3 separate regions of the Homo sapiens genome follow, and all the other regions are linked to region 1. Evidence: read pairs that join two places in POLR2A ChIA-PET (ENCODE). Cell type or tissue: Panc1. All regions are shown on one strand. Links, peaks and the distances in the headings refer to the core of each region. The heading gives the core; the rest is flanking DNA. Region 1 overlaps FXR1 (FMR1 autosomal homolog 1). Region 2 overlaps FXR1 (FMR1 autosomal homolog 1). Region 3 overlaps SOX2-OT (SOX2 overlapping transcript).

The links. ChIA-PET counts read pairs that join two places held together with the same protein. Peaks named below come from ENCODE experiments on the same cell type or tissue, not always from the same donor. Only the 100,000 strongest peaks of a DNase experiment are listed, where the experiment ranks them.
Region 2: POLR2A ChIA-PET joins it to region 1 with 7 read pairs; 18 of 35 experiments call an interaction of 5 or more read pairs at or near these places.
Region 3: POLR2A ChIA-PET joins it to region 1 with 9 read pairs; 2 of 35 experiments call an interaction of 5 or more read pairs at or near these places.

The regions. Positions count from the first base shown.
Region 1 is chr3:180,913,086-180,923,994 of GRCh38, forward strand. All of the region lies in intron 1 of FXR1 (FMR1 autosomal homolog 1), which reads left to right. Among named protein-coding and RNA genes, the nearest start is that of FXR1, 5.9 kb to the left of the region's middle. In Panc1, for the core only: no CTCF peak of the experiment used is centred there; no DNase peak of the experiment used is centred there; H3K27ac peaks cover 364 bases.
Region 2 is chr3:180,974,651-180,985,559 of GRCh38, forward strand. It overlaps FXR1 (FMR1 autosomal homolog 1), which reads left to right. Exons shown (of 17, transcript NM_005087.4): 16 at 663-754; 17 at 1,472-8,103. The coding sequence ends at 1,642. DNAJC19 (DnaJ heat shock protein family (Hsp40) member C19) reads right to left here. Exons shown (of 6, transcript NM_145261.4): 6 at 9,059-10,060. The coding sequence ends at 9,990. Among named protein-coding and RNA genes, the nearest start is that of DNAJC19, 9.6 kb to the right of the region's middle. In Panc1, for the core only: no CTCF peak of the experiment used is centred there; no DNase peak of the experiment used is centred there.
Region 3 is chr3:181,416,831-181,427,739 of GRCh38, forward strand. The region is part of intron 3 of SOX2-OT (SOX2 overlapping transcript); the gene reads left to right. It overlaps LOC102724604 (a long non-coding RNA gene), which reads right to left. Exons shown (of 5, transcript NR_125407.1): 4 at 4,898-5,086; 5 at 4,333-4,630. Among named protein-coding and RNA genes, the nearest start is that of SOX2, 290 kb to the right of the region's middle. In Panc1, for the core only: no CTCF peak of the experiment used is centred there; no DNase peak of the experiment used is centred there.

The sequences.
Region 1 (10,909 bases), core at 2,927-7,926:
GTGAAAGGAGGCGGTGGGATTGTGTGGTCTCACCCGCTCCCCCGCCCCTCGAACTGGGCCGGGCGGGAGCTCCTCAGCCCGCTCCTCCGACCCCTCCCCACCCCTTGGGGCGGGTGTATCGCGGAATCTTTGGAATTCACCCTTGTATTTGAGTTTTGGGCCAACAAATCTTTAGTGTCTGAGGAGAATGGGGGTACCGGATTGAGGGTTAGGATCAAATACAGAAAAGCAGAAAACCTTGAATTGTGGCGGGTTGGAATATTTTTGCGGCCTGGGAAATTGGGCGGCGCCTTAGCCCCTCTATTACGGAAGAAAAGGAGAGTTGTGAGCTTTAAAGTAAGATTTAAAATGCGAAATGGATCAGGGAGATAGGTGGAGAGGTGACTAATTTCTTTATATCACTGCCCCTGTTTTTGGAGGGAGGTTTTGTTTTGTTTTGTTTTTTCTCCCACGAGGTTTTTTGTTTGTTTGCTTGGGAGGAAGGACATCCATTACTATGGAATCGGGGCTGAAAAACGTAAGAGGAATAGAGTAGAGGAATTTGGTGGGGCATTCAGCGTTCACATATCTGAAAATGAAATCCTAATAGTTTATTTTTTGCCACTATAGCGTTCTTTTCTCCTTATTTTCCCGAAATACGCCAGGTTGTTAGAAGATCAATACAGAATCTCCCCAGCTGTTGTCTGTCAGTCAATCTCACTAAGCCAGCATCTCAAATGTTTGAGAGTCTTGGCTATTTTTATGAAGGGCCTTCTTCTAATACATGAGTATTGTGCGTATGCAAAGTGAATTCTCACAGGTTTTCATTTCAGCGTACCTTTTATCCTATGGGTTTTTATTTTATTTGGCCACGATTTTCTATTTTCAGCATTTTGATTTTCTTTTCTTAGTTTACTGATTAGCTCTGTGGATTTGGTTTAACTGTCACGTGGTACCAGCATAATGGGGAATCACAGCGTATAAAGGATCCCCCTAAGCTTTTTGCAAGTTTAAATCTCCTTAGGTGGTAAACTTAAAGTAGGAACAGTGCCTGTTGGAAATGAGACTTTATGTTAATGCGTGAGTAGTTAACATTGACGTTCTCGGTTTAAGACTTGATGTCAGACCAATGACCTAGGTGAAATTTGAGTACATAGTTAATTGACTTTTGTTGTTATTGAAACCTGGTGGTTGCTTTCCCTGGACTACTGCAGATACAGTTCGCTGGGTAAGACGGCGAAAAGAATAGACTTATCTATGTTTTTCCTATCAATTGTAGATAAGTCGTTTTGCATCACCCCCCACCCCTTTCCCGAAAAGTTTTAAATTCTCACTATTTGGCCCTGTAGTTCTTGTATAAGGGAGGTATGCATTTTTTCTTGCATATTGGAAAAAATAAAGTGATTATTTTGCTTTATTTCATGGTTCTGCATCATGCATGTGGTAGACAACTATTTTTAGCAAAGTATATTTGTCAATAGCCTGCTATGCAAGATATTTTTTCCTTTTTTTAATAAGGTGAAGGTAATTTTAGTAAAGATTGTTTGCAGTCTTACTTTGGTTTCTCACGGTATTTTTTTTTTCCAGTCAATTCACAATGAATCAAATGTCCCCATTTTGGAACTCTGAAGTATTTATAATTGATCTCTATACATATCTACAATCTACTGCTTGTTTCTACTTAGACTTTGACTCCATTACTCATTTTGCCTCACAAAGTGAGTTGGTACTTTGACAAAGGTTGGAAAGGACACTAGCCACCTGTGTGTGCACTGAAATCATGTACGCTTGAACATTTGGAATTTTATGTCCAGCCATAATCCACTTGCATATGCACTTTGTGGAAACTGTGGTCTTCAGAACTCTGGAAGAATGAGAATGGCGGAGTGGAAAAGAGTCCTGGATTTGAAGTAAACAGATGAGAATTCTAGGTCTGTACTTCACCTTACCATTATCTAACAATGGACCCCTGAACAAATCTCTCTGTCTAACATGAGGGGCTTGAAGTAGTTCTGTGATCCCCAGTATATTTTTATCCTATTAAACTGCTGACTTGAAAACCATTGGCTTATTGCACAGAAGTTTATTGCTTTTTATTCATTAGAATGTAAAAGTTAATGTTAATTTACATACAGTAAAATAAGCCTTTTTTGGTGTACGGTTATGAATCTTGATAAATGCTGACAATTATCAAGATTAACTGTCACTTTAACTGTGGTGGTGTCAGCATTTATCAAGATTCATAGCCCCCAAATTTCCGTCATGCCCTTTTCAGTCAACCATTCCTCAACCCCAGCTTCTAGAGTGTTTTCTGTCCCCATAGTTTTTCTTATTCAGAACGTTACGTATATAGAATCGTACACTATATTGTGTAGTGTTTTGAGTCCGGCTTCCATTTAGCGTAGAAGCAATTTAATTTTAATTAGTTTTTTTCCAATTTAGAAGATAATACATGGTCACTGAGGTAATTTTGGAACTCAGCAAAAACTAGAAGTTGCCTTGAGATGAGAGCTGTTAACATTTTAGTGTATTTCTTTGGTTTTTTTTGGTGGTTTTTCAATGTACAGGTGATCTGAATTTCCCTTTTTTCCCCTCCTCTTACCCCGTATAGGCAGAAGACACACATTTGGCCGTAAGTGTGAATTGCCATTGATGAGTTTCAAAGTCAGTTATCATGCCTTGAGGCAGTACTCTGTAGACTTTGATTAAAGTTTTTGTAGTAGAACTGAAACTTCATTTCACAAATTAATTGGAACCAGTGAAACGCTGAAGATCTGAATATTTTACCTAAAATTAGGGTAGCCTTTAAAAAATAGTATGTACACAAATGGTGGCATGCTAAATACATTGTTCTGCATTTAACAGTGGCTCTATAGTTAGAGATATTAGAAACTTGATTTGTGCATGTTCGTAGCCCTATAAATCTGCGGGGATGAGAGAGAATGGGAAGATGTTAATTAAGCATTTGTTGGTGGGCTATGCTGTTATATAAAATAACATTATAGGCTTTGTACTTTTGTACTTCTCATACCTAAAGTAGCATCTTAGGTTTTATACTACTGGACATTTAAGGTGTCTTGAAAAAGAAAGTTTTAATGAGGTAGAATGTATATTCTATAAAACAACCTTTTTTAAGTGTACAGTTGAATGACAGTGTATTTACAGAGTTGTGTAACCACCGCCACAGTCTTCCTTCAGAACGTTCCATTACCCCACAGAAACCTCCGGCTCATTTGCATCATTAAAGTGCTTTTTAACTGATGTATAAATATATATTAGTCTTTGTAATAGCATTGCAATTTGTATGGCCTTGGGCTGAGTATAATTTCATTTTATTTTTATTTTTTGAGACAGAATCTTGCTCTTTTGCCCGGGTGGGAGCACAGTGGTGGGAGCGCAGTGGTGCGATCTCGGCTCACTGCAACCTCCACCTCCCAGGTTCAAGTGATTCTCCTGCCTCAGCCTCCCAGGTAGCTGGGACAACAGGCATGTGCTAACATGGCCGGCTAATTTTTGTATTTTTAGTAGAGACGGGGTTTTACTGTGTAGGCCAGGCTGGCCTCGAACTCCTGACGTCAAATGATCGCCCTCCTCGGCCTCCCAAAGTGCTGGGATTACAGGTGTGAGCCACCACGCCCGACCATGAGTATAATTTTAAATAGAAGTTGGAAGTAAGTCACTCAGTTTCTGGCTCATAGGAAAGTTTCCATGATGTTCGAAGGGAACCTGTAAGCTCTGAGATTTCAGTCACTTTCTGCAGAAGGTAGAGTTACATTTTTTTGTTTTCTTGAGACGGAGTCTTGCTCTGTCACCAGGCTGGAGTGCAGTGGTGCAATCTTGGCTGGCTGCAACCTCTGACTCAGTGGTTCAAGCGATTCTCCTGCCTCAGCCTCCTGAGTAGCTGGTATTTCAGGGACGCACCACCACGCCCAGCTAATTTTTTGTATTTTTAGTAGAGACGGAGTTTCACCATGTTGGCCAGGATGTTCTCGATCTCCAGGATGGCCTCCATCTGTCCGCCTCGGCGTCCCAAGGTGCTGGGAATACAGGCGTGAGCCACCGCGCCTGGCCAGAGTTAATTACTTTTAGAGCTGTCTGCTTCCACCGTGTAACTGTCTACAAAACAAATCTCAAAGTACTATATTTCTATAATTCCCTGTTTAGCTTGATTTAATATTAAGTGGAATTTGAGCGTAATCTAAATTATGCATAGATATATTAATAATGATGACCAATAGAATTATAGTAAAAAGTTGCGTTCAGAGGGTATGCTGACTTTTCAAGGTTAGTACAGAATCTTGTTAGTTGGTTTCATTGTGGAGATTTGTAATTGAAAAAACGATAATTGTCTTAATATTAGGCCACCCTGTTAATTTAAAAATACATAGTTCCAGATAATTTAAAATGGTTGTTTTGCATATTTAAAAAGATAATTTTCATTAAAATGCTAAGTAATGAAGATTTAACTGGATGTCAAAATAAATGATCACAACAGCTTTTATTTTCATTCACAGATAGTTGCAAAACGTGGAGGGGAAGGAAGGCTGGGATTTTCTACTCTATCTTGCTGATGGTGATCACAGTTATTAAAAAGTCAACTTAGGCCGGGCGCCGTGGCTCATGCCTGTAATCCCAGCACTTTGTGGGGCTGAGGTGCGTGGATCACGAGGTCAGGAGTTCGAGACCAGCCTGGCCAACATAGAGAAACCCCGTCTCTACTAAAAATACAAAAATTAGCCAGGTGTGGTGGCACGCGCCTGTAGTCCCAGCTACTTGGGAAGCTGAGGTGGGAGAATCGCTTGAACCGGGGAGGCAGAGGTTGCAGTGAGCCGAGATCATGCCATTGCACTCCAGCCTGGGTGACAGAGTGAGACTCTGTCTCCAAAAAAAAAAAAAAAAAAAAAAGTCAATTTAAATGCATATATTTCTTGTAAAGTTTTGTGTTTTGTATTAGAAGAGCAACACATAATTACGAAAAATATGAAAGCAGAAAAGCACATCTTACCTATCTAGAGAGATACTGTCAAGGCCCTGGCTTTAAATACTTCCAGAAAACATTATTTTTCCGTATTTTTACTTTTATGTACCTGTTATTTTCTATGTCAGATATTTGTGTGCCTTCTGTAAGATAATAGTTTAAGATGAGAGCCTGTTCTTTACTAGATTATGTATTAAGCTTCTATATGTATTTCCTGATTTTCTTTTCCCAAGAACTCTGTGAGGTTGGTTTTATTTTTTTAATTTTTATTTTTTAGTAGAGATGGGGTCTTGCTATTTAGATCAGGCTGGTCTCAAACTCCTGGTCTCAAGCAATACTCCCATCTGGGCCTCCCAGAGTGCTGGGATTACAGGCATGAACCACTGAGTCTGGCCAGCATTAGGGATTTTTCAAAGTAACTTTTAGGATAGTGAGCTTACATTTTCATTAGGAGGAAAAGGGCAGATACTTTGCTGGATTATCACTCTGGATAAGTTCTCTATCACAGTGTTTAAGGTTGTCAAATTAGCTTTTTTGTAGTGGGAAGAGCAATATGCATTCATTCCATGATTGACCCCTAATTCTTGTAATAGTTTTTAACTGGCAGGATCATCCAGGTAAACACCTTGGTTTTTTCATATGCAGTATGAAGCAGTTGTATTTCCTTTAACCTATTTATAAGTTGTGAAATCTTTGCTAGTTTCTGTTGATGGCAGTCCCATCTACCTCTAGCAACTGTAACTAATTTTCATTGAGTACCCAGACTACTTACCAGACTTTGTAGGTGCCTTACTCGAATTTCCCATTTAATCCTTTCAACCACAGTGAAGTAGATAACTCCACTATTTGAGAATACTGAGGCTAAGTGAATCCAGGTCTGTAAAGTTAGATGCTGATTCAAGATTCAGACTCTAAAGTTTGACACCACAGAACCAATTTCTTTAACCATTATGGTGCAATATTTTTTGAAGTACAAATGTTTTGCCACATTATTACTAATTTTGAATTGTTACTAATATGAGGAGAATTATGAGGAATAAATTGGGAGGTTCCCAGAGAAATGATTTGAGCTATGCCTTTGCTTTAGACAAATCTGCTTTCTAATATAGTAGCCACCAGCCATGGAGCTGAAATGTACTAGTCTGAATTGAGACATGCTTTAAATGTAAAATACAAATTGGGTTTCAAAGCCTTAGAATTAAAAAAAAATGTGAAACACCTAAATTTTATTTTTTTTTTATTTTTGTTTTTTTTTTTTTTGAGCCAGAGTCTTGCTCTGTTGCCCAGGCTGGAGTGCAGTGGCACTATCTCGGGTCATTGCAACTTCCGCCTCCTGGGTTCACGTGATTCTCATGCCTGAGCCACCCGAGTAGCTGGGATTATAGCTGTGTGCCTCCACGCCCAGGCAATTTTTGTATTTTTAGTAGAGACAGGGTTTCACCATGTTGGCCGGCTGGTTTCGAACTCCTAACCTCAAATGTTCCACCTGGCTCAGCCTCCCAAAGTGCTGGGATTACAGGCGTGAGCCACTGCGCCGGGCCAATAATTTTTTACATTGATTACATGTTGGATAATATTTTAGGTATATTAGGTTAAATAATATTGAAATTAATATTATCTATTTCTTTTCATGCATTTTGTTTTATTTTGAGATGGAGTCTTGCTCTGTTGCCCAGACTGGAGTGCAGTGGCGCAATCTCAGCTCACTGCAACCTCTGCCTCCCGGGTTCAAGCAATTCTCCCGTCTCAGCCTCCTGAATAGCTGGGACTAAAGGTGCCAGCCACCACGCCCGGCTGATTTTTGTATTAGAGATGGGGTTTCACCATATTGGCCAGGCTGGTCCCAAACTGCTGACCTTATGATCTTCCTGCCTCAGCCTCCCAAAGTGCTGGGATTACAGGCATGAGCCACTACCTCCTTCTTTTAATCAAGATAATTTATGCTATCAGTGTATTTAACTTGCCTGCCATTCTCTATCTTCAGCGTTTTTTGCTGTCTATTTTGGGAAGATGAACAGAGGTCTCCATTAGTAAAATAGCTGATGAAGTTTATTATTGTTGGCAAAGGGATGCGCTCCCGTGTTGAGATTTCTTCAGATCAGGAGCCTCAGAGGCTCCTGAATTCCTTTCTTAATCTACATAATTAATCATAGGTAGCTGTTTTTGGTTCCCTTTTCATGTAACCTTTTTGTTTTTACAGTTTTTCAGGTTATTTTCAAGTCTTAAATTTTGTTGATATATGTACTTAGTTCATAGTAAGCCCTCAGTGTATATTTGTTGAATGATGTGTAATCTTAGTAACTGCTAACTTCATCATTTCTGATTTTGGTTCAAACTGAATTTAAATGATTTTTTTAAAGAAGTTATGTTTTGATCTTGGTCAAGTTCAGATATTGTCACAAAACTTTATGCATGCATAGAGGGAACTGTATAGAACTTAAACTCTGCAACGAGAAAGTCAGAATAGTTTTGTTCTTTTTTTTTTTTTTTTTTGAGTCTAGCTCTGTTGCCCAGGTTGGAGTGCAGTGGCACAATCTTGGCTCACTGCAACCTCTGCCTCTTAGGTTCAGGCGATTCTTGTGCCTCAGTAATTATTGTAGCTGAGATTACAGCCATGCACCACCACGCCCGGCTAATTTTGTATTTTTAGTAGAGATGGCGATTTGCCGTGTTGACTAGGCTGACCTTGAGCTCCTGATCTCAGGTGATCTGCCTGCCTCAGCCTCCCAAAGTGCTAGGATTACAGGTGTGAGCCACCATGCCCGGCCCAGAATAGTTTTGGGTGGCCATTTGGAACTGTTAACTTATTCCATTTCAAAGAGAACTGTTAGATAATACATACAAATGGGTGAACCTAACAAGCCAAGAACATTACTGGTATGTAAACAGTAGTAGTAGACACTTGTGTATTCTTAAAGAAATCTTCACATCCTCATTGTCCTTTTTCTTTTTTCAAACTCAGAACAGTTACATGCTCAATACTAATGAATGCTGAATGCTTGCCTTGAATAATTTTTTTTTCTTATTAGAGCTTACTCCATAATTGGCTGGGCGTGCTGGCTCTTGACTGTAATCCCAGCACTTTGGGAGGCTGAGGCGGGTGGATCACTTGAGGGCAGGAGTTCGAGACCAGCCCGGCCAACATGGTGAAACCATCTCCACTAAAAACACAAAAATTAGCAGGGCATGGTGGCTGGTGCCTGTAATCCCAGCTATTCTGGAGGCTGAGGCAGGAGAATCCCTTGAACCCAGGGTGGGGGTGTGTGTGGAGGTTGCAGTGAGCCAAGATCACGCCACTGCACTCCAGCCTGGGCAACAGAAACTCCATCTAAAAAAAAAAAAAAAAACTTGTAATAATTATTGTAATGTATAATGTAATTGGTAAATTTGCAGACTTTTTGAATTTGTGGAACAAGTATCTAGTGATTTGGAATAATTTTACTTTGTAGATTTAGTTGCGTAGATCTTTTTAAAAAGTATATTGTTTGAAGTTAAGACATTTTTTTGATTGCAGTAGCAGCCTTGACTATTTGGTACTTGTTGGAATCAAATTACAACTTAGATCTTTTAGTTGTGGTAAGCATCTTATAAGTTTATATCTTATAAATTTGAGATCCCTAGAGATGGAAAAATTAGAAGTGGGGAGTGGTGATGCACATACGTGCTGTATGGAAAACGTGTTGGCTGACAATAAGATATATTCTAATTCTTAAAAGTATACGTTTACATAGACACGTGTATAATTTTACACACACGTAAGTATGATATAAAAACTTAGTCTGTTGTATTTTTTTTTCCCCTGGTTGCTCTTCACCACCTGGGTCTCTCACCTCCGCCTCCATATTAGGTAACCTTTGTTTGTAGCACATATACGTGGTTCCATATATTTCACTATGCTCGTAGAATTGTATATAGGTACGCATTCAGTTACAAGTATAGGGTTTTTCAGTATTACTGTATAAAAATAGGATCATCCACATCTTAACTATTTTCATGTGGAGTATGATTTATTTTTTAAGGTTATATAATCATAACAATGTATTAAATTCAGCCATTCCCCAGTTAATAGACATACACTTTGTTTTCAGTTTTTTGTCGCTCCACATAACTATTTCCATTGGATAGATATCAAAGAATGGGATAGCTTGGTGAAAGGGAACCTTTAAAAAAACAAAAAACTGTAATAAATGTTGAAAGATTGCTTTCCAAAAAGGCTTCTGATGCTTCCTGTGTTCTCCATCAATAATAAATGGCAGCTTTTTCTTTTTATCTGGGCCAGAAGTTGGCTTTATGATCTTTAATTTTTGCCAGTCTGTTGGATGTAAAGGGATATCTCATTGGAACTTGATCCCAGTTGTGAATTTTAATGTTGTTTGCCATTTGAACTTGTTCTTTTAAGACTTGCCTTTGTTTGCCATTTGATTTTGTTTTTCTAAGAATTGCCTGTCTTTTGCCCATTTTTTTGTTGGGGTGTCCTTTGTCAGTTTTGAAAATCTTTCTGTATTATGGATATTAAGCCTCTGACCTGATGTAAGAGTGTCCACTCTCCCACCTATTTATTTAGGTTATTAATTTTGAGATAGGATCTCAAAATAAATAATACTGTGTCACCCAGGTTGCAGTGCAGTGATAGGATCATGGCTCATTGCAGTCTTGACCTTCCAGGTTCAAGCGATCCTCCTGCCTCAGCCTCTGGAGTATCTGAGACTACAGACATGTGCCACCATGCCCAGCTAATTTAAAAAAATTTTCTGTAGAGATAGGTCTTGTTATGTTGCCCAGGCTGGCCTCCAACTCCTGGACTCAAGTGATCTTCCTGCCTCGGCCTCCCAAAGTGCTGGGATTACAGGTGTGAGCCACACTGTGCCCTGCCTCCCCATCCTTTTAACTTCTTTTCTTATATTGCTGGTCATAGTGAGATTTTAGTTTTTAACATAATTTTTTTTTTCCATTAAGGCTTCTGGGTTTCCAGTCCTGGTTAAGACAGTCTGTGCCCAGATTATACATACAATTTCTTAGGTTACTTTGGAGTTTTATTTTTACATTTAAATAGTACGTTAATATTTTTGCATATTTGTATGTATAGGCAGTTATGCTAGTGCCATGTATTAATCATCTCTGTTTGAAAGTTGTTTTTCTTGCATGTGTGTCTCTCCTTAGCTGTATCTCCCTCACTTCTAGGATTGGGATGAGAGGTTGATGCTCAGCATCCTGGAGGGCTGGATCCCATTCCAGATTGATAGACCCTCCTGAGAATTACTCCAAAGAGTCTGGGGTGTCCTGGGAATACCATACAGAGATCTCGAGAAGGGAACATTGTGATTTGCTTTTTGGCAAATAAGGCCAGTTAGGGATCTTATTTTCCTTACATTACTGTCTTGGATCCTCTCTTGTTATACACAGTAAGTAGTGGGATCTGAGACCTTACAGTGAAACCACTGTATTGTAGTGCCTTCATTTAGTGAGGCTTTTTTTTTTCCTTGCCCTGATAAGGAGCCCTTTATATAATCTGTTAACTATGTAGACAGTCCAGAAACTTTATTATGAATCTTTTAAATTACTTTACTTATCATAAAAGCTCCAGGAAGATTTACCATGGTAGTTGTGGGGAGGGAGTAGCTTTAAGTACTCCTAGCACATCTTTGAGTGTCAGGGAGTACCCCAGTTTAAGAATCTTCACCTCCTTTATTTTGCAAATAGAGAAATTGTTGTTTCAGGAGACCGGTCTGTTGATCTGTCTCCCTATGTTGCCCAGGCTGGCTGGCCTCGAACTACTAGGCTCAAGTGATCTTCCCCGCTCAGTCTCCTGAGTGGGTTGGGATTACAGACCCTCAGGCATCCTTCTTGAGAACTTTAAAGTTGCCTAGATAACGATGATCACCCAGATCTGGGAGACAAGTCAGACTTTTGCAGCTTGAGTTTCTGTTTTTTTTTGAGACAGAGTCTTGCTCT
Region 2 (10,909 bases), core at 2,369-7,368, 61 kb after region 1:
GGGGTGTCATTGAATACACTCTGGACCTTTTCCCACTCTGATCAATGTCCACATTTTTAGGGTGGTGGTCTGTCATCTTTAGTTTGCTTGTAGTTTCTTATTTTAATCACTCAGAATCGTTTCTAGTGTGAAACGTTAAAACAAAACCATAGAATAAACCACACTTGGATATCTTAATTGTGCTTTAAAAAAAAACACACACACACATTTGAGTAAATATTTTTGTATCTGAAATTTTCAAATTTAAGTATATCATACTGTGATTTGGACCAAATTTGCCCCATTCCCCCCTCCCCCCGACTCCCCGATAATTGCAAACACTGGGCTTAGAACACTGCGTTTGTATTTCCTTTTACTGGTTGTGGGTTTCTCTAACAACTTTGTTCCACAACATTAGGGTCAACCAGAAGCAAATAGCTGGATTCTTGGGAAAGAGGAATTTAATCTAGATTTCCTCAATCTCAAGCTTGAAATTTTCTTCAGCACCAAAAGCCCAGGTAGATTTTTAAAGCTTTGTTTTTGGTTGGAGGTGATACCCAGCTTAAGAAAATTTTGACACTGGGTGACCCACCACTAGTTTAATAGTGAAATTACCCTTTATCCATAAATAAACTTTAGAAATATTTTTTCAACACCTGTAATTTTTTTCTCATCTTTAACAGTCACAGTTGCAGATTATATTTCTAGAGCTGAGTCTCAGAGCAGACAAAGAAACCTCCCAAGGGAAACTTTGGCTAAAAACAAGAAAGAAATGGTAAGGAGAATTTAACCTGTAGGTTTTTTTTTTTTTTAATTTTTGGTATGGTTTAGCTTTATTTTTTTACTACTTTTACTGTGTGATCACTTGTTTCCACAAATAGACAATACTATTTTAGTTAAAGACTCTTGAATATGTTCTTGGCCCCAGGTAACTAAAGATATGCATGCTTGAGCCTGAAATACTTTTTAGTTAGAGCTTCAAATAGCATTTATAAAATTCATTCTGCCCAAAGATACTGGGCATAGAGACTATTGCCTAATTCAGGAGCAATAGGCTATATACCTCTTCTCATTGATGGATATAGACCTTTTAAATTTTAGTTCTTTTAAATGCTTTACAGTATTTGATATGTAAATGTGATTTCTCAAAATAAGGTGAGTAAAGTAGGTGATTATTTGTTTAATATTAACTGTTTATGTCATTTTCATGGTGAGCTTTCCAGTGTTTTAAAATTAGGTACAGTTTTCATTAGTTTAGATGTTTTCTGTGGTTTGGGCACTGCTAGGTACTAGAGATACAAAGTTGAAAGACCCATAGAGTGGAATACTTTGTTATTTGTTTTGAATTTTAAAGATGTTTTAATACTTTGATCCATTGTGGTATATAAAACTGAAATTTTTAATTAGCTAATTAGTGTTTATGTAGCTGTTTTCCTCCTCAGCTATAGATTTCATTTATAAAGAAGTTGAAAAAGTTGTCTCCCTTTGGCAGGCAAAAGATGTGATTGAAGAGCATGGTCCTTCAGAAAAGGCAATAAACGGCCCAACTAGTGCTTCTGGCGATGACATTTCTAAGCTACAGCGTACTCCAGGAGAAGAAAAGATTAATACCTTAAAAGAAGAAAACACTCAAGAAGCAGCAGTCCTGAATGGTGTTTCATAAACTGAAGAAGTTCCTAGTTTACAGTTCTTTTACATTACATTTACAATAGTGCTTGTACAAGCTTGCCAAAGATAGAATATGGATCGCCAGTCTTTACATCGCACTTTCAGTTCCTCCATTTGGAATTCAAAAAGGGGAGGGATCCTGAAGAAATCATATGTTAAACATACTTTGACACCTACTGTGTTATAAAATATATCATCAGATGTGCCTTGAGAATAGTATATGTAACATTAAAAAAAAGTTGCTGGCTATAGGAAATGTTATTTTGTTTTCAAAATATGGCAGAGATGGGGGGTGGTGGGTGGGGTGGGATCCCTAACGTAATATTCTTTATGAAAGCATTAGCTGCTTTTGTTACATTTTTAATATGCAACCACTTCTTCACCTGAGGAAAACTAGAATGAAATGCAGTCTAAAATATTTTGCACTGAATTGTAATTTCTTCATTAGTTTAGTCTGGAAACTGGTCTGTTTTAATGTGTTTTTTAAATGCTGTATGTAGAGGAAAATCTGCAGACCACTGGAATACATTTGTTAAACTCTCATCTGCAGGGACACTGGGCGATACTTGGCAGTGACTGTTCTACCTTGAGGCTTTGTTTGGTTTATTTATTAAAGTGTACAGTATTTAAAAATCAAACATAGCTTTAGTTAAAACACTAAGCTGAATTAGTCATGTCCATTCAGACATAACCTGAACTACTGAAAAGATCAATTTCCAGAAGGTTTATTCTGTATAAACTACATGTTAGTCTTCAGTAGAGTATCTTTTTTTTTTCCTTTTTTTTTTTTTTATTTCGGTTGTTTGATGTGCAATATGTTTTTGTATGCAGGTAGTAAATAAACTTTGATCTTCCATTTGCTGAATTTTTTTAACTTTCTACTTTTTACACCAATTGTTGCAAAATAGTTGGAGCTATTAATAGGCTTAGGATAGTATACTTTGCTTTTTAAAAAGCATTTATACTTGCTCATAAATAGCATTAAAATGTCAGTTGGCCATTTAATCATTTTGTAATGAATCATCTGAAATCTTTACACAAGTTTAGGCTGTTAGATGCATAGGTAATTAATAATACATGTGATAATTAGCAAAAAAACCTAACAAAATTCTAATCAAAGGCAACTTTGGAAGACAATGGGGGATAGAAGGGATGACAAGCAATTTTTAAATAATAGGCCAATGATTTGCTTTATTCATTCTCAACTTATTTTGAAGGCTCTCATATCAGTGACCAAAAATCAGTTATTAAACTTTATGTATATATTTTAGCCAGAGCTTAATTTTTATGAAGATAAAGACATGAAGTTTAACAATGGACAACAGTTAGTACAGCTAATTGTGAGGTCAAGTAATTGTTAGACATAGGGGAAGGCTTTGTTCCACAATATTATATGGACCACTGAACAAGAATGACAGCCCTTTGTTATCACTTGGCATATGAAAAGTGTTGTGTGCATAGTTTGTGTTAATTTTTTATGTGCATAAAAATGTGATTTTAATTTATATGCTCTGAAGGATAATTCAGGGTATAGTTAAAAATGTACAATGTGCCAGTTCAGTATATATAACCCTAGCCCTCAAATTATTCTGATTAAGGTTAAAATGTGCTGGTATTACGTGCTTTTTCCTGAGGCCTTCTGATTGGTTCTTGGTAACAGAATTTTAAAGTAAGGTGTGAGTAGTGCAACTCCTGTCCTTTATATATAAAGATATCAAGTAATTTCATGTCCTGATATTTAAAAAAATTACCCACAAATGTGTTTTTTTAAATCGATCAAAGCTAGCAACAGGTTAAATTGTCTCAGTTCTCTTACATAATTGGGTTAAAAATTATAAGGTATTAGAAGAATTTTAATTAATGCCAAATTGGTAAATATGGTGTAAAAAAAAAAAAAAAGACTTTTCATTTTCTCCCACATAGAATAGTCAGATATATTAAACATCCCTTTTCCATAAAGATGGTTTCAATGGGAATGGAAGAAACAAAATCTTAAAAGAGTGAGTATAGCTGAACCAATTCTTCATTCTAGCAATAACCACACTAAGTTCATTACTTTACAAATGACTAAACCCAATGTCTTGTCCTTTAAAAAATATAGGTAGTGCAGAATTGTGATAAATACGCATTTGTTTTTTTAGAGAGCCCCACTCCCCAAAGGGTAGCCATTAATTCAGGTAGCCTTTTAAATGTATTTGAGAGGGTTCCGTCTTTTTGGCTGCTATCCTAGTTAGGTGAGATGTTGCTATGGGAAGAACTTGCCACTATACACTAAACAGACACTTAAGCAAAAGATGTATTCTGGAGCCTGGCACAGTAGCTTATGTCTTTGGTTCTAGCTACTCAGGAGCCTGAGGTGGGAGCATCATTTGAACTCAGTTCTGGGCCACTGAGACCCTCTTTAAAGAGAAGGAAAAAAAGGTATTCTGGAAGATCTTGTGCAGTTGCAACAATGTTTCAGCATATATATGTGAATTCATATATGACACCTGAACGGAATCATGAAGTAACAGCTGAGATTATATGGTGGCAAAAATGACCTGCTTTTCCTGAAGCTTTGGGAGGCCTAGGATTCTTGCTTTAGGCATCACCTTTGTTAAGCCTTAAAGGGGGCTACAACTTGTGCAAAATGGTGTCTCTGGTAACACTTCAGAAATAATTGGCAAAAGTGTAATAGGAATACACAAATCTTTATTTTGAAATAATCTTGTATTTTAATGTGGAATTAGAAGCAGCACATCAAACTGGTGAGTTCACAGAAACTTACCTGAGATGATGCTGGGTTCCATTGCTGTTGTGCTAAGTCACGTATTTTTGTAGCTGCTGTTAGCTGTGTCTAGCGTTTTGTAACCTAAGGAGGGTCTTATAGAAGTTGGTATGTTAACTAAATCTTGGACTGGGAAACAGCACCATTTGTATCCTCTGCAAACAGATTTACGCTTTTGAGGCTCAAACCAACTAGTGTTCTCATGGGCTGTTGCCTAAGGACAGATAAACATGGAAAACAGGCTATGTCCAGGGACAGATGATTGGTGGTTAAGAATTACAGTAAAGGAAAATTACACCTGGATTTTCTTCTGTAAAGTTTCAAGGAACTTGGATTTGAACTGTGAATCTACTGTTTTGGCAAAAAATCTCAAAGAAAAGGATGTTTGTTACTGTCTCAGTCTTCCTGTCTTTGCTACACGATTTGGATCCCTTACGCTTTTTCGTTAAGAATATCTGTCTGCTATAGTGAATTTGCTAGCCCCTTATTTTTTTTTTTAATTTTAGTTCTTTATTAGAACGTGTACTTGAATGGACTGTAGTTGCTCATAACCCATGTTAATCTCTGATAGTATTTGGGTTTTATTTCAGGAGCTTTTGCAATAAAGCAGTAACTGCAATCTGCTAAAGTCAGACTGTTAGCAAGTGGTGTTAAAACTGATTTAAGTCCATTACACTGAACAGTAGGAAATTACCACTTTTGTAAGGCTCAAAAATGATCAACTATTAACAGTTTCTTATGGTTCAGTCTAATTACAAATTTTTAAAAAGTTTATCAGTGTATCATTTCAGATTCATCTGTATCTTCTGTAATATTATTTCCAGTACTGAGGTAAGGTACACAAAAATTCCCCTGGAAAAACTATATTCTAGTTTTGTAAGATGATTTCCCACAGTCCATTTGCTTATTTCTTCCTTTGATAATTCAAAAAGATGCTTTAGGTAATGGTACAGAATTAGAAGCTGCTATTTTAGCTCTATTAACTTTTTCTCTATGGTTTCAATTTTATCCAACCAGAGAGGGCTGGCCTAGTTGGTATCTTTAAGGCCCTTCCAGTAGTAATTTGAGTCTAGTCACATGTCAGACCCTGAGCAACACCTAACCAAATGCCCAAGTATTCTCATAAGGAGTATGCTGAATTTAAGTGGTGTTTGTTTTACATATGTATCCATCCCAGACATTTTCAACTATGCTGAATGCAATCTATAAGATATTCCAAACAAGGACAAAGTAATTTTTCACAAGTCTTACAGCCCCACTATTAAGTATGCTACTAATTAGCTTCTTGAATTTCTTTGTATTTCAGTGATTGGGATGTTCTTTTTTTTTGGGAAAGTTTTTTTACCCCTTTGTACCCTCTTAATTGGATTAACTGTAAAATGTACATATTAATTTTCTAGTTTTAGAGACCATTTTCATTAAAAATATTTTCCAATAGTTTTTCTAGATAAACAATTTATACTTAATTGTTGCTTGGTTGCTTACATTTCAACCTCTAGGCTTCCTTTTTCAGCTAACTTGGCTGTCTTCAGGTTGTAAAGAAAAATGTAAACATATATTTGAAATTTCATTAACTGAAACTGCTGTAAGGTGTTAGCAAATGTTAACCATAACAGATTATCCCATATCATTGGACTGTTCTATTATTGGGTCAGGAATAATAGGTGACACAGGATAGAAGCTCTTCCTATATATATCTTGTTGCTAAGGCAGTAGTTGGCTCTAAGCTGATAAACAGCACACTGTACAGCAGTCCAAAAACTAAAACCAGAGCTTAGGTCATTCAAGTTAACTGGTACTCAAGGTTACTCATTCCAGGATACTTTACATAACCAAAAACCTAGGAGAGCATTCTACATTGTAATTTTTTTTTTACTTTGTTTACATAAAATTTACAGGGTTTTGTTTTTTTAAGCTTAGTCTGTTCTTTGACATTGTTGATTCATGTTCTAAATTTTCATCAGATTTAACATGTTTGGAGGTTCTTGTGCACTCAATGTGAACCTACTACAAGCTTCTGAACTGCAAAACCTTTTTTTTAGGTCACTGTCAACAGAAAGATGCCTTATAGAATTTCTCATGATTGAAACAGAACTCTGCATTCTAACCTAAAACCCCTCTAACCCTTTAAATGAAGCATTATGCCTGCGTGAAATTTTATTTTTAGACATTTCTGATACTAGGTTTTCTTTACGGGGGGGCATACATATTCAGTATACTGAATTTATACAGCTTTCAGTGTGGCAATATATTAAGAAGCTAGTTCCCTAATTTTTCTCAGTTCTCATTGGTTTTCCATTTAAATGTTTCCGTAAGTACTCTCATCATTTGGAAAATACTTGATGGCAGGAGAACTTGCTTAAAACTAAAGGTGGAGAAAGAGTTAACTTCCAGGACAACCCATTATAGCTCACTTCTTACCAACAAAGCAGTTTTTATACAGCACCTTAGGACTCATTTCTAATGTCAACCCAGATGGCCAGTAAAGGCAAGGGAAGAGGCTAAGTGACTCACAAAAATCTCTGATATTGAGGTCTAATGTGAAGGCTATAGATAGGAATTCCCCACAAACTTCTAATGAGGACTAATATGAACAGCAAATTGGAGAAGACACCAAGGACCTAATTTTAGTTTCACTAGCCGTGGGACCTTAGAAAAAAGACCATTTGCTCTGGACTTTTGTTTCCCAAGCCATAAAATGTGGAAGAATCTTCACAATTTCAAGTTGGTCATGTATATTTCCCTTTTACAGAGAAAGCTGAAGCCTCGAGGCTCAGATTTACCTGGCTTCTGTTTACCTGGCTTCTGCAGAAGTTTAACTTGTAACCTACCTCTCATTCCCAAAGTGTGTTTAATCATGCCGCCTTCTTTAAAATATATCTGGAAGCACCAATGAGTAAAGACAAAGGCCCCAAGCTAGATCTGTAGAGATAAGTACTAGACTCACATCTCAGTACTATCAAGGAAAACATGCTTAGGTTATCAGAATTGTGAAGGCCATAGTACAAAAAGTTAAGAGAACGGAACTCAGGATCTGAGAAAGATCAGCCATTCTCAGCATGTTGCCTTGGCTGCTTAACCTTACTAAACTTCCATTTCCTCACATGTAAAATGTACATCATAATAACTAGTCTACTGAGATAAGGGAAGAATACTTAGCACAGTGCTAGTACACTGTAAGTACTCAAATGTTACAGATCCAAGTATTTTGTAAGAAAATACCAGCAAAAGATAAAAGTTTTTTTATGGATCGTATTTGTATCAATCACCTACATGATCTAGAGCCCTCACATGGATAACATTTAAATGTTCAGTTTGCCTAATAGCCTTCAATGAAACACGGATTCTTCTACTTAAAAAAGGTAAGCCTGGAGAAAATAAAACTGATTACTATGCAAGAAAAAAATGTGCTCTGCTGTGCTCCTTGGTATTTTTAAGTGGTTTCCATTGTCTTAACACCTGTCTTAAAACGGGTATGTTGTTTGCACTGAACCCTCAAAAGTATTTATACCTATTAAGTTAAATTTCCCTTTTTAGAGTTAATGCTTCATTGCCTGTCGGCATATTATCACTATCTGTCTTTGAAAAATTTTCTTTTAAGTCTCAACTATTTCTTCATAAAGCTCTTGTTCAGAGAAACATTTTTTGATTTGTCCAATGGACTGAAATAAAAGGTTAGTAAACCAAAATACAGTTGATCCTCATTATTAGTAGAATTCCTTATCTGTGAATTTGCCTACTCACTAAAATTTGTAACTCCAAAATCAACATCCTTTTCTGGTCATTTGTGAGTATTTGCAGAGTGACAAAAAATTTAAACCACTTTATGTGCACAAGGCAATGCTCTACCTTGTTTAAGCTCTCACACCATAAACAGATATCCTTTTTGTGGTCTATTTAGTGCCAAGTTTCATGTTTGTGCTTTTTGTTGGTGATTTTGCTGTTTTAAGATGGTTCCTAAGAGTAGTAGTGAAGCATGCTACCTAGTGTTCCCAAATGCAAAGAAGGCCGTGATGTCCCAAGCATGAGTTAGTTATAGTGCTGTTGGCTGTTAATTGAAAGTTAATGAAATACTAAAGAATGTTTTCAAGCAGAAACAGGTCGATCAAGGTTATATACTGACTGGCAGACAATATTGTGACCAAAGGGTCACAGAATCTGTATTTCTCTTAGGAACTTGTTCCTTATTTGCTAATTCAGTGTTCATAGCCACCTTAAAGAACAGAATTACCACAAACAAGAACCAGCTGTACTTTCATGTCTCCTTGTCCCTGGAAATAATTTATCCTGCATAAAAGCCTTAGAAGCTAGTGTTTCATCATACACTAAATCATAACAGACTCCATCAGATTTTAAACGAGGGTATTGGATAGAAAACACAAAGAGCAGATATACCTTTACTTTATAAGGCAGATAAATATTACCTCCACTATTTTTTTAACCTCAAAAGTCCTTGTATCCTCCAATAATTAAGAAACTTATGATGACTTAAGGAAGTTTAGACGGTAGGTAGTATAATTTATCATCTTAGAGCTACACATAAGAAATACTCCTGTTGAGAAATACATACTAGTTTATACCAGATGTTTTATACAGGTCCTCTTAAGATCCTTATATATTTTATGTTAGACAAACAGTAAGTAATTTGCCTTTAAACATCATTTAAATTTATTAGTGTATAAATTCTAAAGAGTCCAAATTAAATATGTTGATATTGAGAACATTTCAGTTTTCAGTTTTGCTAACAGGGTTTAAGCTTAATCATAACAATTGCAGAAGTTTGATTATGTCAAGAAATAGCCAACTGAAGGAATAATTTATAAATGGTCATTACCTTTAAGGGGCTAGCTGAATACAATGTAAATACTCATGCCTGTAATCCCAGTACTTTGGGAGGCTGAGGCGGGAGGACTGCTTAAACCCAGGAGGTTGAGGCTGCAATGAACTGTGATTGTACCAGACCTGTACTCTGAAATCTTTATCATACTATTTTTAATGCATGAAATAAAAATGGTTTATATGTACATAGAATACACACACACACACACCCCTAGGTCAATTTCTTAGGTCTCAGTTGTGGTTAAATTCACTTTTAAATACAAGGTTCCAAGTATCCAAGTTGCCAGGCCAGTTGCCTGTACCTGGAACAGCCTTTCCACCGAATAAGAAGAGTCCCTACTTAAACAGCTTAAGCTAATTTCCATCATACTATTTATCACAGTCTAATTACCAGTTTATCAGTCTCCCATTAAAGTGGGGGCTCCCTGAGAGCAAGGACTGTCATCTTCACTTTGCCTTGAAAAGTAGACATAGGTCCCAAATTATCTGCTAAATGAGTAATGAACAATATTTCTATTCAGAAGGTGTGTGCTTGCCCATAATTAATACGCAAATATTCTAAACTATAATCTGATTTAAAATCCCCAAATTTAAACAAGAAAATTATACCAAGGCTTTGAGATTTAGCTTGTGCTAAATCATTTTTTAAAATTGTAGCTCTGAGGCATTTTATTATAAAAACTTAGTACTCATATACATAAACTAATACGAACTTAAAATTCATCATACATTTACTTCATTTTTTAGCTTGACCTTCTAGTAAATCTTTAGCTTCATTGATTTTGGCTGCTATATAAGGAGATCCTCCTATAGGAAGAAAGAAAAAAGAACAGTTACAATATGGATTCTCAATTTCTGCTTGGTAAAAAGCTACTCTTGTTTCAAGGACTCCAATGCTTATCTGAGGGAGATTTAGCAGAAACAGTGTTTTAATTTTTAAAAAATAACCCTGACACTGCAACTGGATGACCAAATATATGGTAATATATGTGACCAATGAGAAATGAAGTAATTTACGTGGGAGATATTTCTACAAAAATAACACCTTTTTAGAAAGCTTAAACTGATAGAAATAGGATTTCTATCATATATATTAGATATATATGTATATGCCTTTGAACTGGTGTTAGCCTATTCATGATTACAGGTCATAAATGAACATCAATTATACCATGTTATTTTAATACCATGATATTCTCAGAGGCTTCTGAGCTGTTTACTGGAAAGATCCCAGTTTGCTTTACATCCTTTTTCTGTCCAGTTTTTCTTTTCCTGTTATCTACTGTCCCTTCACAATGTCATCTACAGCTGCTTTCCTACGAATCTGCTGGAGGAGTGATTCTCAAAGTATGGTCCTAAGACCAGCAAGAAATAACAGGAAATTTAGTATAAATGCATATTTATGGGGCTCCACTGCCGACCTACTGAGTCAGAAGCCCTCCATATAAAACAAGCTAAATTTCATAAAAGATACTGTGAAGTAGATATCAAACAATTATAACCCTGTTTAAAATGTCAAAACCCTTTTTATTAATGAAAGCCCTCTCCTGTATAAGTAAAAGGATACAAACACTAGAACATGAATTCTGTGGTCTATTTTTTGGTATTCAAAGAAATTCTTGCTTTCCTTCAACACAGCCAAGGCTGCATAGAAGT
Region 3 (10,909 bases), core at 3,699-8,698, 500 kb after region 1:
AAGAGATCACTAATTTAAACTTAGGGAAGGGTTAATTTGGATAATTGTAGATATCTTTGGTGTTCATATGTTGTGGCTTACTTGAGTAACATGAATATGTGGGTTTAAGTATCAAAATTTAATATCCAAGTATCCATAGAAAATCTGACTGAAAACACAGATAAAGTATATATTTAAAATTAAGTAGATAATAGAGATATTATGACATTTTATTTTGAGAGATCCACACTTAAAAATTATTCAGAGATGCCATATTACAAAATGTACTGCAGCTGTTTTTGGCATTTTCACTGTTTAAGTAAACAGATTCAATTTTTAAAATATATAATTACACATGACCATCAGAAAAGTAGTCCTGTGTCCTGAATTAAATAAGAGATTTGAGCCACTGTGTACTTTAAGGTATCCTAATGATAATTACAAGAATTTTTTTGCAGTTAACATCAGATTTAATTAATTATAAATTAATTTCGCAACATGAAAAGAAGTTATAAAGTTGCCCAGTGCTGGTAAAAGTTATTTTTTAATTTAAAAAAGCCCCATTCAATGTAATGCCAAAATAAGTGTCCATAGTAATGGAGTTAAACATTGTAAATTTTGCTGATTTGTCTTATCACGCTGATTTGTGACTCAGTATTCAGCCTATGGAGCCTAGAGACTGTGCAATAAGTAAAAATTATGTAATAAAACATAAAAATTCTAACCTAATATTACAGAAATAACTTTGACATTTTATGATTTTGTAAAGAAAAGGCCACAAAATGCATCTTCTGGTTACAAAACAAAAGTCTAATAAAATGTACCTTTGCATGGCTGACTTTGAAGTCCTTCCTTATAAATGGGCAATGCATTTTGCATTTTTTGGTCATTTTCCCCAAGTGCCTTTCAGTTGTAACAATCTGAGTTTAGTTTCCTAAGAAAGAAGCCCCTCTTTCTCATTCGTCACATCTAAGAGGTTAGAGAGTATGTTTAAACAGATATATTTTCTTTTCGTCTAACCTTGTCTGGAAGATATAGGAAAACTAATTTGCCTTATTTACATATGGCACAATCTATCCAGTATTCAAGGGTTTGTCAGAAACAGGAACCTTGTGCATTTCCATGGTAACCGATGGCATGCTGACAGTATCTGGCTTGTTGCAGCTTCGTCTAGGCAGGCCGGCAATTAATCAGCCATCTACATGCACAAAATTCTTTGTGAGTGAATGGCAGCGCGCCTCTGTAGTGCTGTCTGTGCTTTTACAATTTTGTATTCCTGCCGGGCAAAGTACTTTTTTGTCTCTTCTATTCATTTTCCATAGCTCCCCAAAATGTGTTAGAAAAGAGTATGGGGGGTGGGGAGAAGGGTAACACAGGTACCTGTAATTTCAAAATGACCTTATTTCTTCTTAGCATCAAATATGCCAGGGTATGTTTCTTCCTTTTATTCTATGCCTCATAGTGGGTTTGCTTTTTATTTTTTTCTGGGTTTTCTTGGGTTTGTGCTAGATGGTCCCTTAATCTGTGTCTCAAGGTCCTTTATTGTTGGTGCAAGTAGGGCATACCTACCAAAGCAGGTCTGTGCATAAATTATGGCTGGGCCTGTGTCATGCAGTGTTGTCTTCTTAGAGTCCCTTTACACCACTTATCTGGTTCTATCTTCTCAGCTACGTGGAAGGTATATTATTGCCATTTTGCAGACTGAGATGCAGAGAAATTAAATGATTCAGCCAGCTTTAAGTTTGGGATGAAGCACTCCAGTGCTCTTACCACTGTGTCAACACAGAGAGGCTGGCAGTCCCCTTTTATGTATGATGATGTTTTAAGGTATAGAAATCACTGTTATTTCACATCAATATTCTGGCATTTTCTTTCTCAAAAAATAGTGCCATTGAATTTATTCAGTTGGGACCTTGTATTGTCTAGGATCTGGACAAGAGCATGAGTAAGTTAACAATTTGGGCCTTAGGTTGTTAGTAGAAAGCTGTGTCTGGATTTTGCCTACAATTCTGACTATGTCACATCTAGGGAAGCCATCTAGCTTCTTTCTCTGTGAAAAAAAAAAGGGAATTGATTCGATTATCTTCAACAGTTCACCAAGCACAGAAATTCTGTGGTTCTCCATGTTTTCTAGGACATTAGTTTGGGTAGTTAAAAGTAATTTGGATAGGTCAAAATTAAGATCCATAATTCGTTCAGTCTTTTGTCCTTGAAAGATGACAGAATAATTTGCATCGAATTGAATTGAATAAATTTCTTTTTCAAAAAGGAAAAAGAAAGATTTGACATCTGGGTGGCTGACAAATCTCAGAAGGTCAAAGCTCATTGAAATCAGATTTGGACATTTGCATTTCCACAGATACCACATAGCAAAAATCCAGTTGCTTTCAAACTTCAGTTTAAGCAAAATATCTTTTAAAAAACTAGGTATATTGGAACCTAGATATATTAAGTTTCTGAAAAGTTTTGTGCATTGGAAGAAAAGTTTTTTGTCGGGGGAGTTTTAATGTAAAAAGAAAAGTGGCAAGAAAGGTGTTTATTTATAGATGAAAATGCATGTAATTTTTGTTATTCTTTAGAAATCTAAAGTTATTGTATTTATTTATTTTTTAAAAGTCATCTTACTAGTGTAGGGATGTAAATATAAATATATATTTTATATGCAACCATCCTTTTCATAAGTTCACTTTTTATTACATTTATTTATTCAAGGAAGATTATTATGTAATTTTTCTTTAAATTTAGAAAGTAAAAGGAGACCTTAATTTCAAAGTAAATCCCATTTGGATAATATAAAAATAAGGATGCTCTTTCATACAAATATTTGCCACTCATTACTTCAACTCTGTTTCATTCATATTATGAATGATCAAGTCTCTAGTACAACTGTTTTCTCCAACTTTGTCTTTTTGTTAAAAAAAAAAAAAGTTGAAGTGTGAGCACAAAGCTTGTGTTTTTCTCTAACCAGCGATTGTCCATCCTTTTGTAAGTGCTGACAAGAGCTTCACTTATTCTTCCATACTCAGTTTCTCTTACTTGTTTATGTGCTAACTATAATCCACTACTTAATGTTCTATTTAACATTTTAACCTATTTTAAAATATCCTATTTCCTCCAGGATTCAATTAAATTTGTCAGTAGTATTCCAGAATAGAATGTTGTTTTTCTTACAATTAAGTCCTTTTTTCTTCCAATTTCTTTGGATATCTTGTGTTTATACAAGAAGTGTATCTATTTTTTTAATACAGTGTGGCTCATAGTATGTGGTCTCTGTAATTTTGTGCTGCTGATAGAAGAACCAGGCAAAAACTTTCTCTACCTGGAGAGTGTTACCATGAGCTTTTGCATATTCTCCTTCAATTTCTTCTTCTATTTCTCCTTCATATTGTCTTGGGCCTCTTTTATTTAAGAAGGTATTCTATCACACCATTCACTTAGTCATTCAACCAGTATTTATTGAACTCCATTATTTGGATGTTTGGGAATCCACCAACACCACTACTACTTAACAATAATCCAATATATGAAAAATCTTTTCTATAGAAGAAATTATTCTCATTCATATCTAACTTGAATATAACAGATATGAAAATACGTAGCAATTAATTACTTTCAGATGTAACTTTGTATCTACTAAAACTTTTTCATTTTCTAGACTATAAAGTAAGAATAATAGCACTTAATTTGTAGTTTTGTTAGGATTAAAGTGTGTAATGCACCTTGCAGATTTACATACTCAAAAATGATAGGCTACTGGCACTTAAGTAGTCAATTCATAGCAACAGGAAACAGAATGGTGGTTACTAGCATCTGGGAGGAGGGGGGAATGAGGAGTGACTGCTTAATGGTACAAGGTCTCCTTTGGGGGTGATTAAAAACTGTTAAAATGTACACTTTAAATGGATAGATTTATGGCATTTGAATTATATCTCGATAAAGCTATTTTAAAGCTAACATTAAAGCTTGGAAAATTTTACACAAAATTCCAGATTGACTTCTCTTGAAAAAGCCTATAATCTGACACCACCAGCCACATGGTCTCTCATGGGGTTCTTCTTGTTTAAGGAGTACAGAGTTTCAAATTTGCAAGATAAAATGTTCTAGAGATCTGTTTCACAGTAATGTAAATATACTTAGCACTACTGAACTGTACACTTAAAATGATTAAGATGATAAATTTTTTGTTAGGGATTTTTTACTACAGTGAAAATATACATAGAAGTAGTTGTTCAAAAAATGGTAGAAGTGTTTGTTGATAATGTTATGAATACTTTTCTAATTATTATCTGTGTCATTATTCTTACTAGCTTGGAAGTCCTTAGTTTATTGTGATGGTTAAGTAAAGGCAGAAAACTCTGTATTAGTAGAACCTGATAATGATATATATTAGATCAAACCATATACAAGCATGATATTCCATTACTTTTGACCTACAAAAATGGTAATTTTATATTACTTAACCTAGCACTTGTGAAAATATCTTAATGTAACTAGAGTATGGCTTATTGATTTGCTTTTGGATACCTTAAAATTTAATGTAAAGTACACTTTCTTTTAGCTGCTTTATCCCCACTTCAGGGCCAATATATAACATTTGATTTCTGGCTGTTCCATTTACTGGTTGTGTGATCTTCAGCCTCAGTTGTCTTATCTGTAAAAAGGAGAAGATAAATAGAATTGTGGTCAAGCTTTACTTGATTGATGGATTTACTGTTGTGAATAGTTTGCACAATCCTTTTTCCTATACATTGTTGATGTGGGGAGGGGAAAGGGGTAGAAAGAGGAGAACAGTAACCAAAAATATATCCATCTTTCCTCAGAATATTTCTCCCATTTTTATTCCATTCCCTCTACCTATCTCCCTGGCCCCAGAGTCACACTCATCCTACATGTGCGGCAGAATTCACCTTCCTCCTACCTGACTCTTTGTCATACTCCCAGGGTCCAAGCAGGAGGGTGATTAGAAGGGGCAGTGCAGGGGGTTCCCATGACCTCGGTACAGATTCCAGCCTCAACAGTCACTAATTTGTAATCTTGGCCAGCCATTGCCCTTGTGAAGAGTATGGAGAAGATCAGGGGTTTCTCAAACCTCCAGGTTTTAACCAGTCTAAGATGAAATGAGGAAAATAAAGACAATATTTATGTAGCTTTAACATTTTAATCTGTTTTATATTTGTAGCTAGATCTATATTGCTATAAAGTTATACCAGTCCTTCCTTAAGAAAGGCTGTTCTTTATACTAAGATTATGTTTTTCTACCTTTTTTTTGTTTTTGCTTTTCAAATGTCTTCTCATTTATGAAATCACGGGCAAATGGATGATGGGTTTTATGCAACAACATCACATGGCAAAATTAAAACCTGGCAACCCTCCATCTTCCCCCATAAAAGTTGTACTGCCTTGTAAAAGCTGAAAGTCAGAACCTTATGGATTCATAAATTCTAAGGATTTTCCTCAATTTAACATTCTATTATTTGAGAATTCATTTAAACTGTAGATCCTTAAGTGATTTCTCGGCCTGAGGATCAGAGAGGTTTCATGGTCTCAATGAAATCAGCATTTTTTACAGGTTTTTTTCCCCAAACATCTTTGCTTCACCAATATAGAAGCATAGTAAACTTTTAAGAAAGATAAATTTTCCTTTTGCAAGTTGGGTTCTTTGCATATCATAGTTAAGTATGAGAAATATGTTGGGTTAGAGAGGGGAATACATTACCTAGAGTAATATAAACAGAAAAAAATGCATAATCACTTATTGCATTTTTATTTTTCTCCACACAATGCATAATAGCTGGGGTTTTTTCTTTCATGACGGTTATCACTGGAATTATGCCTTTACTAGTTGTATGGTTATGGGGTTAGTGTCTCTCCTCCTTGCAAGATTTTAAGCTTCATGAGGACAATGATGATATTTCACTCACCATAGTGTGTCTGGCATCTAGTTCATGTTCTGCAAATATGAATACAGTGACATGTGCCATAAGAGAAGGGAGGACCTAAAGATCTACAGCAAAATCAAGGAAAACCTTTCAGAAGAAATGGCAGGTGAGGTATCCTTAAATGGTGGCCAGCATTTCAGCAAACAGATATGAAAGATTACATGGTATAAACTACACTTATAGAACAGAGTACATTTAATAGTGTTCTAATCCTTTAAAAGTTGGTAATCTCTGTATATAAGATAACTTCTAAATAATCTTTTTAAAATTATGATTAGTTAGATCTGCGTACCCTAAAGCCAGTCTAAAAAGAAGGGGGTTCTCTTCATATGAAACGTAGCACATAGGAAGGACTGGGAAGTATTTTCAACTAAAGGATGTAAAGAGTTAAACATTATTCCAAGAGTGTTAGCTTGAGAGACCAACAGCCACAACCTCATTGTGATTAGAAAAAAAAAAAAACAAAAAACCCAGGAAGAGAAGGGCTTGAGTGAGAGATAAGAAGCTCTGTTTCCATCTACCTGCAAGGTAATTGATGAGGTAGCAAACTTAGAGACAAATCGTAGGCATGAGGCAGTGTGCTGTGTGAAATAAGCTTTGATTTTAAGTGAATTTGTGTTTTACCCTCAGCTCTACCACTTACTAGCTGGTGACTTAGGGCAAATTAGTTAAACTTACTAAACCTCAGTTTTTTCTTTAGTAAAATGAAGAAAATAAAACTCCATAGAATTTTTGTGGTAGATAAAATTATGTAAAAGGGACTAGCACAAAATCTAAACCAGTAGATATTAATGAAACACTCATTTCCCTCCACCTTTTTATTGTCTACTTGGTCTACTTTAGGTCTTGAGCTTTGCTCCTTTGCAGGAAGATACTTATTCCTTGGCATCACATAGGCTCTTTGTATATCCCCAAATCTGGAAGCAAATATTTAAATACAAAAGCATCTGGGCATGGTGGCTCATGCCTGTAATCCCAGCACTTTGGAGGCCGAGGTGGGCGAATCACTTGAGGTCAGGAGTTTGAAACCAGCCTGGCCAACACGGTGAAACCCTCTCTCTACTAAAAATACAGAAGTTAGCTGGGTGTGGTAGTGCACACCTGTAATCCAAGCTACTCAGGAGGCTGAGGCAGGAGAATCACTTGAACCCAGGAGGCAGAGGTTGCAGTGAGCCAAAATGGCACCACTGAACTCCAGCATGGGTGATGGAGGGACATTCCATTTCAAAACCAAGGAAAGAGAAGGAAGGAAGGAAGGAAAGAAAGAAAGAGAAAGGAAAGAAGGGAGGGAGGGAAGAAAGGAAAGAAGGAAAGGAAAGGAAGGAAGGAAGGAAGGGAAAGAGGAAGGAAGACAGGCAAGCAACCCAATGAGTCTAATAGTAGCACTAAGTTAGTTTAATCTGCAGAATTGAACCTAGAAAATCAAAGCTTGGAATCTTCACTTTTGTAAAATGCCCAAAGCAATTTACCCATCTACTCTGCCTTCTCTGTTCTTTCTTCAACTTGAAAGAGAATTAAACGTCAGATTTACAGCTCAGATTCAGGTTACTTTATGTCAAATTCTCTATCTACGTAGACAAATTCAGCCAGGTCTTGCTATGCTGGAGCAGCTTTCACTGTGGGAGGAGGTGGTGGAAGTATTATGGAAGTTACTACTTATCACTGGGTGCTGAGAAGCAGCATGCTCCGCCATTCTCATTACCAAACTTGTAGTCAGAAGAACTCTGCCTGAGCCCCTGGTCTGCTGCTTCCTTGCTTAGTGATCCAGAACAGGACCTATTAACTTTCTCAGTCTCCAAAAGAAAAATCTTGCCCCTTGAATAGTGCTGACCTAAAGTTAATACTCAGTAAGCATTCATGAAATGAATAAATGTTACAGAAAGTGACATCAGTAATTATGTTCTACGTATTTGTGCTGTCGTCCCTTAAAACTGTGGATATAAGTCCACAGTCTATATCAAGTCAAACTTAGTTAAGTTAGCCTGCACCATTTAGCCAGGAATGTATGTGCTCCTGTTACAAAATGAAAGTAACTGGCCTAGAAGCCTGACACATCAGTTGTCATCTTTAATGTCCCTTCATCATACAATTCCTCGATGGCTTCATATATCACCTGTCAGGTAATCTTCCAGAGAAGCTTGACTTTAACCATTTGTTCTGTGGTTCAAGTGATGAATGAGATGGGTTAGATCATTTAATTCACTATATGGCACCCAAATGTTAAAGCTGGAGGAAAAGAATGTCTGACAAATTGTTTGTTGTCATTAAGGTTTATTTCTCATATGCCTTTGATGGTTCCCCTCACCTCATTATTGTCCAACACACAAAGCTAACTATTATAAGGAAGACAATACTTAATGGATGCTAGACAAATGATAGTTGGAGCTGTCTGGTGCACTACCTGATAAGTGAGAGCTAAATTATAATGTCATTAGATGGAATGCCTCAAGTTATTATAAAGTTGTGCTTCCCACAATGTCCTTGCTTTATCCTCAGCATGGTTCTTCCTGGCATCCGTTTTCACTCAGCAGCTGCCTTGTTTCCAGAACAGCTGAGACCGAGTGTTGAATCCTCTGTTATGCCAATTTTAAAATGTCCAACCAATACTGAGAATGTGTGTTTTGAGTATTAATGTCATCCAAACATAAACTTTAAGAAAATAAAAACGACATATTTTACAAATGCAGCCTTTAAAAATTTGTAACAATACAGTTAAAAACTTTGTATAATTCACAGGAAGACTGGGTATATAGAACCATAAATCCCCATTTACACTATCTTTTTCTCCAGGCACAAATTCCCTTCTTAGATTGTTCGTATGACAATTTCCTACCCAGTCCTTACAACATATTGACACTCAGTTAATAATTCAAGATGAATGAATGAATTTATGAATGAGAGGAAGTACATTCAAATATACAGATACTAAAAGCATGTTAGTGTAAAATATTTTGCGGACAAGTTGATTGTAAAGAAAATTAATTTCACTTCATCCACAAGGAAGTTAGGATTTCTTGGCATTTTGTGTTTGCAACAAACAAATAATCCTGATTATTATTTAAAATAGCTCCATGAGTTCACTTAGTGTTTGTCAGATTTTAACAATACCTGACAAACAGAGCTCTGTATTTATTCGTGCATATGAAGAGCAAGCTTCATTATTTTTTGGTATTAGGTAGATCAACCAGCAGACTCACTCATTCAGTGACCATAAATGTTGTATAATGCATTAATGACTCCTTAAGTAGAGCTCACAAAAGTACCACCCCAGTTTCTTGTACTAAGTAGCATATTTCAAATATAATTTTTCTGTTTCACTGGTTGTGAATACTACTAAATCAGATATATCTGGGTTTAAATCCTGGCTCTACCAATTACAAACTTCTTCAACTCTATGCCTCATTTCTTCATCTTTAAAATGAGAATAAAAATCATACCATCAAAGAGTTGTTATGAAAATTGTTTGCCTGTAAAGAATTTAGAGCAGTGTCTGGCACTTAGTAGGTATTCAATAAATGTTAGCTAATGTTGTAGAGTTGTAAATAATTTTAGTCTTGTTAATTTTCCAAAGTGATAAAGCAGGAAGGGTTAAAGGCCCCTAGTTCACCTTAGGTCCTGCCTGGCCCTTAAGCCAATGTAATCCAAAAGAAATGTGAGAGCCACATGTGTAACTTAAAATATTTTAGTAGTGGCATTAAAAAAGGTAAAAAGAAACAGATACCATTAATTTTGATAATATACTTTCTTTAACCCTGTATATCCAAGAATAGTAACATTTTAACATGTACCCAACATAAACAATTTAATAAGGTATTATACTTTTTTTTTTCTTACTAAGGCTTCAAAATATGGCATATATTCTATACTTTTAGCACATCTCAATTTGGGAGCTGAGTTTTGATTAGGAAGAGTTGGTTTCGATTACATAAAATTTACAGTTGAACAAATGAACACACATCCAAGTTATTTCAAAGATATTTAGAAGTTTTTACATTAAATCTAGTTCTTAAATTTAAATTTAAATTAATAAACTCAGTTTCTCTGTCCCACTAGTCGTATTTCAAGTTCACCATAGTTCCATATGGCTAGCACCACCCAAATTAGACAGCACAATCCTCAGCAATCTCAAGTTGAACATACCCAAGACCCTGCCACTCCACCTATCATAAAGCTGAACTACATTTTAAGCTCCGGTGTTAGGATACAGGAGGTTTGAGCAGGATGTTACGAAGAGAAGAGGCTGAGTCTACATGACATCGTAAATCTGCTATAAAAGTGAAGACACAATGGTGAAATTGGTGGTGAGGGATTAAGGAAGCCAAAACATATTCATAGAAATAGAAGCTTCAGCCATGCATGGCCCTATGGAATGCTTGGTCCCCTCTGTGCCTTTTTCTGCACTACTCACTCCTGATGGTTTCTTTTTTTCCTTTTTTTTTTTTTTTTTTTTGAGACGGAGTCTCGCTGTGACACCCAGGCTGGAGTGCAGTGGCTCGATCTCGGCTCACTGCAAGCTCCACCTCCCAGGTTCACGCCATTCTCCTGCCTCAGCCTCCCGAGTAGCTGGGACTACAGGTGCCCGCCACCTCACCCAACTAATTTTTTGTATTTTGAGTAAAGACAGGGTTTCACCATGTTAGCCAGGATGGTCTCAACACTCCTGATGGTTTCTAATGGGCCTATTGACCTGTAATTAGAATTCTCAGGAAGATATCACAAACCACATTAGCACTGTTTTTAATTTATGATCAATAAATACAAATCTTCAGGCTTGAGAGTGAGTGTTCCTTAGAACCAAAGTTGACTGAATCAGAGGGTTTGTTTGTTGGTCTACTTTTACTGAGTACATTCCACTAAAAAATTTAACTTTACAATATAAATCTTTAAAAAATAGGTTTAACCACCAAGCTTATTTATTCCTTCAACAACTATTTGGTAAGTACCTACTTTGTTGCAGGCTCTCCATTAACTAATCAAGACACAATGGTGAA